2 separate regions of the Homo sapiens genome follow, and region 1 is linked to region 2. The links are chromatin contacts, found by Hi-C in ENCODE. All regions are on one chromosome and are shown on one strand. Each heading gives the region's core, a stretch centred on a gene start or an enhancer-like site at or near the end of the contact. The rest is flanking DNA. Distances are from core to core; before and after follow the strand shown.

Region 1 (7,235 bases), core at 3,067-5,566, 4.2 Mb before region 2:
AATAGACTCTTAAAGCCAGAAAGTTTCTTGTATATTAATGGGTCTTAACCTTTTTGGAAAACTATTTAATACTCTGTGAATCCTCTCCCCAAAAAAATTCACATAAAAGCACATTCACACAGAATTTTGCATGCAACTCACAAGGATCTAGTTCTAGTCCAGTTCTCCCAATTTACAGATGAGTAAACTAAGGCTGAAATGCTAACTAACCCACCCAAGGTCTCAGTTTTGGAGGTAGAACCAAAACCAAACAGAACCTAGTATCCTTTATATTCAAGATAGTTTCACTGTAGCTAGTAAACACAAGACTTTCTTTAAAATGTAATCTGCTGGAAATATATAAATTATTTGGCTGTGATTTGCTTCAAATTAATCCACTGAAGGAAAAGTGGAGTAAATAAGGACATAGATGAAACCAGATTGGCCATATAGCGGTAATTGCTGAAGCTGGGGAAGTAAATTATTAAAATACTTTTAAATATTTCAAAAATTTCATAACAAAAATTTTAAATAATCACACACAAAGCACAGTGGGAAGATGCCATCATCCTAAATGGAAGCTAATGGAATCAAATTCACAAATTGTCAATGCGAATATAATGTCAATTGACATTCTTATTCAAGAAAAATATTGTAAGAATCCTAAGAAAAGCAAGGCAAACAAAAAACCCATCAAAAGGTACTTGCTTATACTTATCAATGGCTTTTAGGTACTCAATTTAATTTACTTAATATAAAAAAAATTTTTTTAGGTACAGGGTCTTACTCTGTCACCCAGGCTGGAGTGCAGTGAAGCAATCATAATTCACCAAAGCCCAAACTCCTAGGCTCAAGCAATTCCTCCCACACCTCAGCCTCCCAGTAGCTGGGATTACCAGTGGGTGCCACCACACCCAGCTAATTATGGTTTTTTAGAAACAGGGTCTCCCTTTGTTGCCCAGGCTGTTCTCAAAGTCCAGAGCTCAATCAATCCTCCTACTTCAGCCTCCCAAGTAGCTGGGATCACAGGCATGAGCCACCATGGGCACCTGGCTCTTTATTTATTTAAAACCGCAAATTGATAGTTTACCTGAAGATGTGATCCAATTCCCAAGGTATTCATATAATTTAAGTTGTGTGGAAGGACCTAGCTAAATTGTAAATTAACTTAGAACCATAAATATGAATCTAGTCAGAAGTATAAACTCAAAACTAAACAAACTCTGTCCTGCTGTCATAAGAGTAAATACTTGGAATAAGATTTCCAGTGAAAGTATCATATAGGGATTGAAAAAGTATCACAAATCAAATAGGTTAGATGGTAATGAATATGGTATACTCTAGAAAAATGTGTAATATAATGCAAAACATGTCTGTGGTCAAAGACTCTTAATTCTGAAGATATACACAATGGATTTTAATAACATTTCATGAAATATAAGAGTAGAAACAAAGCAGTAATAATCTCATACATAGAAAATCCTAAAGATACTTCTGGAATCTTCACAGAGAAAATACAAAAAGAAAAGAAAATCCTGAAGAATCTACTAAAAAACAATTAGAACTATTAAGTTCAGCAAGGTTTCAGGACACAAAATCAAGACACAAAAGTCAATTATTTTCCTATACAGTAGCAATGACCAAATGAGAATGAAATTAAGGAAACAATTCCATTCACAGTAACCTCAAAAAGAATACTTAGGAAAAAATTTAACATAAATAGTGTAAAATTCATGCTCTGAAAACTACAAAATACTGTTGAAAGACCAAAATAAGAGAGACAACCCATATTCTTGGGTCAGACTTAATATTCAACCGTAATTAGTTTTTTAAAAATGTTCTCTATTGTTACTCATCCTCTGACTAACTCAAGGCTTACAGAAATTATAGCCAGGCTAAATTTGGATAAATTATGTCAAAATACTTTTAGCCCCATGCTTTCTACAAAAAAAAATTAAAGTTATTCAATCACATACCTTTATATTCTCTTTGATTTCTTCTTGTTTCTGCTTCATACTGGGATTCATTATGTAGATGGTGAAGCACAGAAGACTAGTAATTAAAAAACAATATGGTTTGCACCCCCGAAGGTGGAGTCTAGGTTTAAAATACTTACAATCATAAAAATTATACTATTGTACAGTAGAACTATTATTTTTTCTCTCTTAATCCAAACTCAGCCCTGTCAATGACTAAGGTGACTAAAGTTAATGACTCTTGATATCTATATTTTACATATATACACACATAATAATTATAGCTGAAAAAATGAAATTAATGTATTTTAAACCAATTTCTAAAACTGGTTTAAAATTTCTAAACATATTGTCCTGGATTAAATAGTCACCAGAAAAAGCAAAATAAACAGATACTAGGGTATGCCCAGGTCCATCCTAAAGAGCAGCATCTTAACTTTCCTGATTCAAAGACAGATTTAAGGTATAATAAACTGGGCTCTGACAATAACTTAACACAGACTTAATATCTGGTCAAATGAGATCATGCATTTACATTTGTAGGAAATGTTTAACCAGTAACATGAACTGAAGGACTAACAAGCAAGAAAGAGGGAAAAGGTAGAAAGGGATCTATGTAATGCGGTTGACTAGACCACTGGGCCAAACTCAGCATCTGAACTGCTGCTCCACTGCCCACTGCCCACTGCCCACTACCCATTGGCCCCTGCCGTGTCTGCGCCTGTGCCTCGTCGATAGATGTCCCTAATTTTTGTGGCCATGCCTTTACTCAGTGCAGTGGCTTCTAACATTAATACATTTTACCTTGTGTCCTGGCGCGTGCACACACATGTGCAAACAAAAAAGCTTAGGAAAGGCCGGGCGTGGTGGCTCACATCTGTAATCCCAGCACTTTGGGAGGTCGAGGCAGGCGGATCACCTGCATGATCACCAAAGTGCTGGAAGGTCGAGGCAAGCGGATCACCTGAGGTCAGAAGTTCGAAACCAGCCTGGCCAATATGGTGAAACTCCATCTCTACCAAAAATACAAAAATTAGCCGGACGTGGTGGTGCTCGTCTGTAGTCCCAGCTACTCGGGAGGCTGAGGCAGGAGTATCGCTTGAACCCGACAGGTGGAGGTGGCAGTGAGCCGAGATCCTGCCACTGCACTCCAGCCTGGGCAACAGAGCGAGACTCCGTCTCAAAAAAAAAAAAAGCTTAGAAAACAAAACAATCTAATTTGTGCGGGCATCCTGCTATTTTCTACTCTATTTCATGTTAAGAAAATGGTGTTCGGGCCCCAGTAAACAGACCCTACGCAATGTTCTTCAAACTGCGGGTCGCGGGCCGTGATCTCGAAATTAGTGAGTCATGAGCAACACTGCTTAGAAAAATGCAACTGAACAGAATGGAATTGAAGAGACGAGAAACATTGCTTCCATCACGTCTCATTTGGTTAGATAGCTGTGTCCTAGGTTGCGACGTAAAACGTACCTTAGTGTGAAAAAAGCTGAAAGCCACTTAGCATTCTAATCCTTCACAAGTTTCCCACGCCTGTCAGCGACCTTGCAACCCTTACTTGTTATTCTCCAGTTCCTTTAATAGCTAGATTAAAAACCCTGGCACAGGACAGGGTCCATGCGAAACCCGTATCAACAACGCCAGTATCCGTTTAATGGGAGACGCAGAATTCAGCCACCTCTTTCCATGAGCCAAATTTGCAGATCCCTCAGATCAGGACCAGCCACTTAACTGCCAAGAGGATGGATGCTTCGCCTCATCCCCACAGCTGGCAAGCCCAGGCTGAGTCCCTTACCCGCGTTGCAGTCCCCAAGCCCGGACCCAGCCAACTTGTCCCGGAGGCCCAGCGCCAGGCTAGGGGGCGGGCAGTGTGGCCCCGCGCGTCCGAGCCTACCAACCGCGGCGCGCGCCTCGGGAACTGCGCCAGCCAGCCAATAGGAAGCGCGGAAGTGAGAGCGCGCCAAAACCGACCCAGCCAATGGGGCAGTCCCTCGACTCACCTCCCAACCCCGCCCCGGCTCCCGCGACCGTTCAACAACCCCTTCGCCCTTACCCAGGCCGCGGCCCTGCAGCTGTCAAAGTAGGACGCGGCTTCAGAGGTTGGCCGGAGGGAAAGCGAGTCGTCTAGAGGCTGTGCGCCTTGCGCCCCTGCGTACCCACTTCCTGCCGCCTCTTGCCCACTTACTGGGTGGAGACGCTCAATCCTCGTAGCGAACGCACGTAGCTATGGCTGCAGCACCTCGCAAAAGGCCACAGCTCACCTACGCTGATCCCCACGGTCGCTGGAGTGCCCGGCGCGCTCTGCAGTAAAGCCCTGCTAACTCCGCTCGCCCGCTCCGAACAACCACGTGACCAACTGACGCAGACGAGGGGCGGGGCCTCTGGATCCCGCGAATCGCCTCTTCCCTCGGCCCCGCCCCTTCCTGCGCCTGCGCGGTCAACGGTAGCGAGTACTTGAGGACCGTGGGGGTTTTCTGCGGGCTGGGAGGCCTGTGCCCTTTGACCCTCCCCTCCGACCCTGCTCTTGGAACTTCCTTAAAATGCAAAGTTTTAGCCCTTTACGAAAGGGAGAAAGATTTGCCTCCATTAGTCGTTAGCACCAGAAGAACAAAATATTGTATGTGCATATATATTAATATGTAGTACACGACATATATTTGTGTAAAGCCCTGGCTCCACGGACTCGTAGTTGTATTAGGGGCTTTTATATTTTGGCTTTTTGTGTTTTGACTATGGTGTGGTGCGGTAGGAATTGTTCAGGAGACAACCGATTATCAGTTAATCCTGCAGCTATTCATTGAGCGCCTTATACGTGCCAATTACTACTGTTCTAGGCACTGAAATTACAACTGCTGTTGCAATTTGAAGGAGCAGAAACACCTTGGTAATAATTACGTCTAGCCTTTTCCTTCTTTTTTTTTTTTTTAATTGAAACGGAGTCTCGCTCTGTCACCCAGGCTGGAGTGCAGTGGCGCGATCTCGGCTCACTGCAAGCTCCGCCTCCCGGGTTCAAGCGATTCTCCTGCCTCAGCCTCCCGAGTAGCTGGGACTACAGACAAAGGGAGACCCTGTCTCAAAAAAAAATTAATTTTAAAATATTTTAAAAATAAAAAGCAGAAGGAAGGCGTTATCGAGTACAAATAAGGGACATATTACCAAATGCAATGTATGGATCTCGTCTGAACTAAACACTGTATTTAAAAAAATACCCAAGGGAAATTTGAACACTGACTGAATATTTTGGGATGGTAAGATATGAGTTGTTTAAGGTTACCTGATGAGCAATGGGTTAAAAAAAGAGATTAGTTGTAATGACAATATTGTGGGTTTTATTGTAATAGCTTCTACCTATAAATGGTAATTACAGATGAAATTTTATACCATATATTTTATTTGAAATAATTATTGAGAGAAGCAAGGGAAAAGGTATAAATCAAGCTTTCTCAGTATGGGCTCTATTGACATTTTAGACTGGGCAAATTGTTCGTGGTGGGGGCTGTCCTGGGCATTGTATGCTGTTTAGCAGTATCCCTGGCCTCTACCCTCTAGCTACCAGGAGTACATCCCAATTGTGAAGACCAAAAATGTCTGCAGACCTTGTCAGATAACCTTCCGCAGGGCAAAATCATCCCCAGTTGAGAACCACTGGTGCGAATAAAACAGTATTGGCCTTGTGTTGATAACTGCTGAGGCTAGTATGGATGAGTACATGAAGATTTTTTATTCACTCCCTCTACTTTTATATCTGTTTGGGATTTTCAATAATAATTTTTTTTTTTGAGACGGAGTCTTGCACTGTCACCAGGGCTGGAGTGCAATGGTGCAACCTCGGCTTACTGCAACCTCTGCCCCCCCCGGGTTCAAGCGATTCTCCTGCCTCAGCCTCCCAAGTAGCTGGGATTACAGGTGCCCGCCACCACACCCAGCTAATTTTTTGTAGTTTTAGTAGAGACAGGGTTTCACTATGTTGGCCAGGCTGGTCTTGAACTCCTGATCGTGTGATCTGCCCACCTTGGCCTCCCAAAGTGCTGGGATTACAGGCGTGAACCACTGCACCTGGCCAATAATAAAATTTTTAAAATATTAATTTAAAAAGGATTAAATGATGGGATAAGGAGGTAGAAATACTGGAAAATGTTTAGCCATAAAAATTTCAGCAACCACTAGGCACCATGGCTCATGCCTGTAATCCCAGCACTTTGGGAGGCTGAGGCTGGCGGATCACCCTGAGGTCAGGAGTTCAAGACCAACCTGGCCAACATGGTGAAACCCTGTCTCTACTAAAAATACAAAAATTATCCAGGCATGGTGGCATGCGTCTGTAATCCCAGCTACTCAGGAGGCAGAGGCAGGAGAATAGCTTGAACCCAGGTGGTGGAGGTTGCAGTAAGCCAAGATCACACTACCACAATCTAGCCCAGGTGACAGAGTGAGACTCTATCTCAAAAACAAAACAAAACAAAACAAAACAAAACTTTAGCAACCACAAATATTTACACCAATTTTTTTATTTTTATTTTTATTCAGATGGATAAATAATAATTACATTGCACCAATTTATTTTTTGACAAACCATTTCTTTGATGAGTATAAGCACAGCTAAGAGAAGTGAAATGATGAAACACATTACTAATGAAGGTTTTGGGACTTGAGACTCAGATGATGTTAAGAATAATATACTCAGGATTGGCCGGGTGCAGTGGCTCACCCTGTAATCCCAGCACTTTGGGAGGCCGAGGCGGGTGGATCACGAGGTCAGGAGATCGAGACCATCCTGGCTAACATGGTGAAACCCCATCTCTACTAAAAACACAAAAAAAAGTTAGCCGGGCATGGTGGCAGGTGCCTGTAGTCCCAGCTACTCAGGAAGCTGAGGCAGGAGAACGGCGTGAACCCAGGAGGCAGAGCTTGCAGTGAGCGGAGATCGCGCCACTGCACTCCAGCCTGGGCGACAGAGTGAGACTACGTCTCAAACAAAAAGAAAAAAAAAAAGAATAATATACTCAGGATCTTCAGGGGATTATTTTAGTGCAGAATTATTTAAAGGATTGAAGATGGTCTAGAAGGTGGCCCCTGGGCATTAAATATGTTTTGTTTCACATACACAATTGTGGCCTACACATTGTCTTAAAATGGAAATTGTCTGTATTTTAAAAATCGGATGATTTCCATAAGCAAAGACAAATGATAAAGTAAGAGAAAATATAGGGAATTTCTTTTACACATAAAAGACTACATTCCCTAATTTTTAAAGAGCTATAAAACATTGAGAGGGAGAAG
Region 2 (6,424 bases), core at 1,424-3,923:
CAACTAAGCTTGCAGTGAGCCGAGATCACGCCACTGCACTCCAGCCTGGGCGACAGAGCGAGACTCTGTCTCAAAACAAAAACAAAAACAAAAGAAAAAAAAGAAAATTCCCAACTAAGCCCCAAGATAGCTGAATGAATCTCTGAGAATGGAGCCTGGGCATCAATATCTTTTAAAAACTTTCCAGTCATTCTCATGTGTGTACAGCCACAGTTGCAAAGCAATGTCCAGTGGTTTTCAAAGTGTAGTTTCCACATCAGCTGGAGTAGCATCATGGGGAACTTGTTAGAAATGAACATTTTTTCTTTTTCAGTTTTTTTGTAAAAACAAGGTCTCGCTTTGTTGTCCAGGCTGGTCTCAAACTCCTCCCATCTTGGCCCCTAAAGTATGGGATTACAGGCATGAGCCACCATGCCCAGCCAGAAATGAAAATTCTTGAACTCCACTCCAGACATACTAAATCAGATATTTTGAGTAAAACCTAGCAATATTTAACAGGCCCTCTAGGTGATTTTGATCTGAATTAAAGTTTGATAATCACTGTCCCAGAATTATTCTTTCATAAAAACCACCTAGAATGTATGTCAAATATACATAACCTAGACAATTCAAGGGGGAAAGCGTAGTTTTTTTTTCAACAAATGACACTGGGATAACTGGATAGCAACATGTAAAAAATAAAGTTGGAGCCCTATTTCACATTTCACATCATATACAAAAATTAACCGAAAATGGATCATAGACCTAAATTTAGGAGCTAACATTATGAAACTCTTAGAAAAAAACATAAGCACAAATCTTTATGATGTTAGAGTAGGCCCTTCTTTCTTAGCTAAGAAATGAAAAGCACAAGCAACAAAAGGAAAAACAGATTAGATGAAGAAGATACAGAAATGGGCCAGGTGCAGAGGCTCATGCCTATAATCCCAACACTGGGAAGCCAAGGTGGCAGGATCACTTCAGGCCAGGAGTACAAGGCCAGAGCCTAGGCAACACGGACCCTATCGCTACAAAAAAAAAAAAAAAAGTAAAATTTAGCCGGGCATGGTGGCATGCACCTGTAGTCCCAGCTACTTGGGAGGCTGAAGTGGGATCACTTGAGACCAGGTGGTCAAGGCTGCAGTGAGCCGTAATCGAGCCACTGCACTCTGGCCTGGGTGGCATAGGGAAGCCGTGTCTCAAAAACACACACATACAAATGGCTGATAAGCACATGAAAAGATGTCAACATCATGAGCCATCAGGGAAATGGAAATCCAAACCACAATAATACACCACTTCATACCCATTAGGATGGGTAGAATCAAAAAGACAAATAACTGTTGACAGGCATGTGGATTACATCACCCAGAGGGGAAGAAAAAGAGAACAGAGGTAGGAGAAGGTACAAGACCACGACTTGAGAGACTCCAAATTTAACTGCCAGATAAAGGAAAATCAGCTTATAATGGATTCCAAGAAGCAGCCACCAGACAAGGAAAAAAATCCATGGGCCATGGAAGGCAAATGAAAAGGGCATCTCAAAAAAGTGGACATGGTCAATGCTGGTGAATGAAAATGAAAGGTTAAGTAAAATAAATGAAAATATCTCTTCGATTTAATGCTATGTAAAGCACAATGTTTCCATAACATGATAGTGGCAAATAGCTAAAACATTAGGCTACCTCTCTGCATTTTCTAACATGCAGAAATACGCACAGCACTCAAACATAAAAGGTTTAAAATAAATCAGTACCTTAATTATCTGCAATTAGTCTAAAGTCCTCTTGAAAGATGAGTCTGGAAAATAAAAATTGATTAGGAAAAGTAAGCACCCAAAAAGTTCACAAAACCACTGTAAGGATTCTTTACTTAAAAGGAATCAGACTCCATAAAAGACTGCTTTATACAGCAGGATTAATGATGCTCCATACTACTTGTAACTTCTTACTGATTACAACAGGTGTGCTGACATCTGCCGTGACGGTGATCCAGTGTCTGGCTTTAGTAATAAATGTTGTATTCAGCACCGCAACACGTCTGCATAGTGCGAGTAACCAACCACTACAAAACAGGATTAAGTCAATAAGGTAGATAGACATCCAGATCACGTTCCATCCGAAAGATAACTGTCGTCCCGAGATTCAGAAAAAGGTTTTATGAGCAAAGAAGAACGAAAAGTGAAAAAGCAAGACACCTGCTTTTCTCAATAACTTCTGCTTAAATTCTTAACATACTGATCTGGGAAAGCTATATAACTGCGAAAGCCTTGTCACATCTACAAATTCACTAAGGTATAAAGTGGGAGAACAAATGAAGTTAAACCTGACAATAAGGAACGAGGTGCCTAAAATACTCCTAACTGGAGAGCGGCACCTGAGGCCAACGACCCTATCCTCGCTCCTGGAAGCCCCATCTGCCTCCCAATTCCCCCATCCCAGCTGGCAAATCCCCTTTTAACTGCGAAACAAATTTGCAAACAGCCCAAGAAAAACTGAAACTGGAGAAACAAGGCTTGGCCATAAAAGGAGCTGTGGCCACACTCTGCCCCACATGGACCCATCGGCCACCCTTACCCAGAAGTCGGGAAGTAAAAACCAGTCCAAAGTGAGAAAATCAACCCGCCACTCTCCGGAAGCTGCACAGACTTTAGATGGAGAGCGCCATGACACATACGTCCCGCCACGTTTATTTGCGCATGCTCAGCGACGGTGGCCCGAAGAGATCAAATTACATCATTGCTGAAAGCGCTAGTTCTGGTTTAACTTAGTTTAGGAATGACTACGCTTCAAGTTCCTTTGATTCCAAGAACTAAAATAACAACCCTGAGTCCTCGGGTTCCTAGAAATGCTTAATAGCCAACTTCTCCTAAGCTTTTATGTGTTAGACACTGTGCTAAGTACTTTGCATAAATATTATTCACTATTTATTTATTATTATTATTATTCCCAGTTTACAAAAGAGGACACTGGAAGTTTAAGGACTTAATCTAAGTTACTCTACTAGTCGTGCTGCGCTCTGGGCTGGATCCGATGCTGTCTGACTCCCAAAGAACTTGCTCTTTTCACTGCATTTTACTAGCCTCCTCAATCATTTGTGAAAAGAGGTCTCTTCTTTAATATTAAAAAAACAGGAAGGAAAGGATAAAGGTCAGTTGGTAGGTTTCACTTAATATACATCATTGAGCACCACACAAGTGTTTTTGTTTTTTGTTTTGGAAAACTTAGATGGCAGTTTAGCAGACACCTATGGAAAGAAAATACTTTTATGGAGTACGGATTCTCACCCGCTTTCTCTACATATGTTATCTCACTTTACTATTCGTTACCCAAGACACTGTATTTGACCATGTGTTTACCAGAAGAATATCTTTACTTGAAAAAGTAAAGGTAATAGGAGGCAATAGGCCATGAAGAAGGGTCAGAAATCGTGAGTTTTATGCCTGACTTAGGGTTTCATAGTGATTTGGGGCAATTACTTTGTTTTGCAAATGCCTTTCCTAGTACAATTTCATCTAATTAAAATGCCATCCATCTACTCAAGAGGCTGATGTGGGAGGATCACTTGAGCTCAGAAGTTTGAAAACAGCCTGGGCAACACAGTGAGACCCAGTCTCTAAAATAGATTTAAAAAAAAAAAAAAAAACCACCCTTTTCTCTGTTTATCCATATCCATAAAATAATCTAAACTGTGCCCTGGGGTCCACTGTTGTCTTTACCCACCTAAATTAAAATTGTGTATTTATGTTGCCCTACTTTTTTTTTTTTTTTTTTTTTTTTTTTAGATAGGGTCTTCTTCTGTCACCCAGGCTGGAGTACAGTGTTACCATCACAGCTCACTGCAACCTCTCCCTCCTAGCCTCAAGAGATTCTCATGCCTTAGCCTCCCAAGTAGCTGGGACTACAGGTGCACACCACCATACCCATCTAATTCCATCTCTTTCACTAGACCAAAAGTAGGCCCTGGGTTATCTTCTTGGTTGTAATCGCACTACCTAGCACATAACCTTGTGCCTATGTTTATAGCTTCTCAATAAACATATGTTGAATGAATGAATGAATGAATGAATGACTCCACCCCTTTTCCCCCAAGATCTAGTTGAGTTCAGTAAAAGATATTTTACTGAGTATGTACCCCATGACCACAAGCACTGTGATAGATGCTAGAGCTAAAAAGAAAGAAAAAAAGTACTGCCTATTGCAATTGCAGGCTATTTTGAAAAAATTCATTTCAGTAGAGAATAGCAATCACTATGAAAGATGAATGCACAGGAACACAAAGGTGAAGTAAGGGAAATGGATGAAGGCATTCCAAGCTGGAGAGTCAGCCAGAGCAAAAGCAAGGAGGCCTGAAATGATGAATTATTCCACAGTGTAAAAGCAAAGAGAGTGAAGCTGGTGATGGGAGAAGTCTACCAGAGAAAGGGAAGCACAGGGACTAGATCAAGGTGAACCTTGTGTATTCAAAGGCATTAGACTTAATCCTGGATGTATGTAGTAGGCAACATGAATGTGTTCGAGCAGATTATTCTCTCAGGACAATGGGTTTGAGGACGATATTTCAGACATGAAGAAATAGTAAAAGCCTAAATTGAGTTGTTGGCTGGGAGGAATGGGAAGGAAGGACAGATTTAAACAAATTGAGGAGGTAACAGCAGCAAGACTTGGTGATTGATAGGTACGAAAAAAGAGGAAGAAAGGATGTTTTCAAGTTTTGGCTACAAAAACTAACTAACAGGTGAAACCTCTCTCTTTAAGCACCTTTAGTCTAAATCCTTTGAAGTCAGTAACCCTACCTCTAGGAATTTATCTTACAGAAATATACATAATGACCTATGTTCCAGAGTATTTTTTGAAGCATTGCTTACAATGACCTATGTTCCAGAGTATTTTTTGAAGCATTGCTTACAATGACCTATGTTCCAGAGTATTTTTTTAAGCATTGCTTACAATAGCAAAAGACTGGAAACCCTCTCCGGCTCCTCCTCAATAGAGTATTGGTTAAATATATTTATAGTATCTGTACAACCTTTGAAAAGCAACCAGTAAGTCCGGGTGCAGTGGATCACGCCTGTAATCCTAGCACTTTGGGAAGCCGAGGCGGGTGGATCGCCTGAGGCCAAGAGTTCAAGACCAGACTGACCAACATGGTGAAACCCTGTCTCTACTAAAAATACAAAATTAGCTGGGTGTGGTGGCATATGCCTGTAATCCCAGCTACTCAGGAGGCTGAGGCAGGAGAATCTCTTGAACCCAGGAGGTGGAGGTTGCAGTGAGCGGAGATTACACCATTGCACTCCAGCCTGGACAACAAGAGCGAAACTCCATCTCAAAAAGATTAAAAAAAAAAAAAAAAGGCCAGGCACGATGGCTTACGGCTGTAATCCCAGCACTTTGGAAGGCTAAGGTGGGCGGATCACGAGGTCAGGAGATCAAGACCATACTGGCTAACATGGTAAAACGCTGTCTCTACTAAAAATACAAAAAATTAGCCAGGCATGGTGGCATGAGCCTGTAGTCCCAACTACTCGGGAGGCTGAGGCAGGAGAATCGCTTGAACCTGGAAGGCGGAGATTGCAGTGAGCTGAGATCGCGCCACTGCACTCCAGCCTGGGCAACACAGTGAGACTCCGTCTCAAAGAAAAAAAAAAATAATGCTTTGTTTCTTAAATTAGAGTTAAGCTTCATAAATATACACCATCCTATTTTGTTCCTGTTTTTTCAGCCAACAATATAACACTAAATGCTTTATAAATATTTGGTAATAAGTAAACAAACCAATTGGTGTATACCAAGAACATTAAAAATGCAAGTAAATCTATAAAATAATAGTAAAGCTAAGATTTTTTCAAACACTTATAAATGTGTGCCAATAACCACCCATAAGTAACCCTATAAATGAGGAGTGCTATTATTATCTTGTTATCTCTTTTAACAGAGAAGAAACCTAAAGCTTAGGCAGTCTGACTTCAGTTGTTTTAACAACTCTATATGAATACTTCAGAAGAAAGCAACAATAGTGCAAAATTTCAAATAGAGAAAAAGCATTGGAGAGAAAAAACAAAAGAGTGATCAAGGAAAAGTGGAATAAAATCTGTTTGCCTGGACCGGGCACAGTGGCTCATGCCTGTAATCCCAGCACTTTAGGGGGCCGAGACAGGTGGATCACGAGGTCACAAATTCAAGACCAGCCTGGCCAAGATGGTGAAATCCCGTCTCTACTAAAAATACAAAACTTAGCCGGGCGCGGTGGCAGGCACCTGTAGTCCCAGGTACTCGGGAGGCTGAGGCAGGAGAATCGCTTGAACCTGGAAGGTGGAGGTTGCAGTAAGCCGAGATCGCGCCACTGCACTCCAGCCTGGGTGACACAGTGAGACTCCATCTCAAAAAAAAAAAAAAAATCTGTTTGCCTTAAATATTTTATGTTGGCCTTCACAGTAAAAATT

What was found. A loop is a pair of places that touch in the nucleus more often than their neighbours do. Pooled maps may share reads with other maps.
Region 1: a pooled map shows a loop between it and region 2 (5-fold over the local background). The contact joins the promoter of GMNN here to the promoter of CDKAL1 in region 2. A Hi-C loop is called at or near these places in 4 of 50 pooled maps.

What each region holds. Positions count from the first base shown.
Region 1 is chr6:24,772,018-24,779,252 of GRCh38, reverse strand. GMNN (geminin DNA replication inhibitor) reads right to left here and starts at 4,316. Exons shown (of 7, transcript NM_015895.5): 1 at 4,009-4,316; 2 at 1,956-2,031. The coding sequence starts at 2,006. RefSeq lists an enhancer at 3,322-3,401.
Region 2 is chr6:20,530,706-20,537,129 of GRCh38, reverse strand. CDKAL1 (CDKAL1 threonylcarbamoyladenosine tRNA methylthiotransferase) reads right to left here and starts at 2,673. Exons shown (of 16, transcript NM_017774.3): 1 at 2,556-2,673; 2 at 1,736-1,779. RefSeq lists enhancers at 2,475-2,554, 2,585-2,744.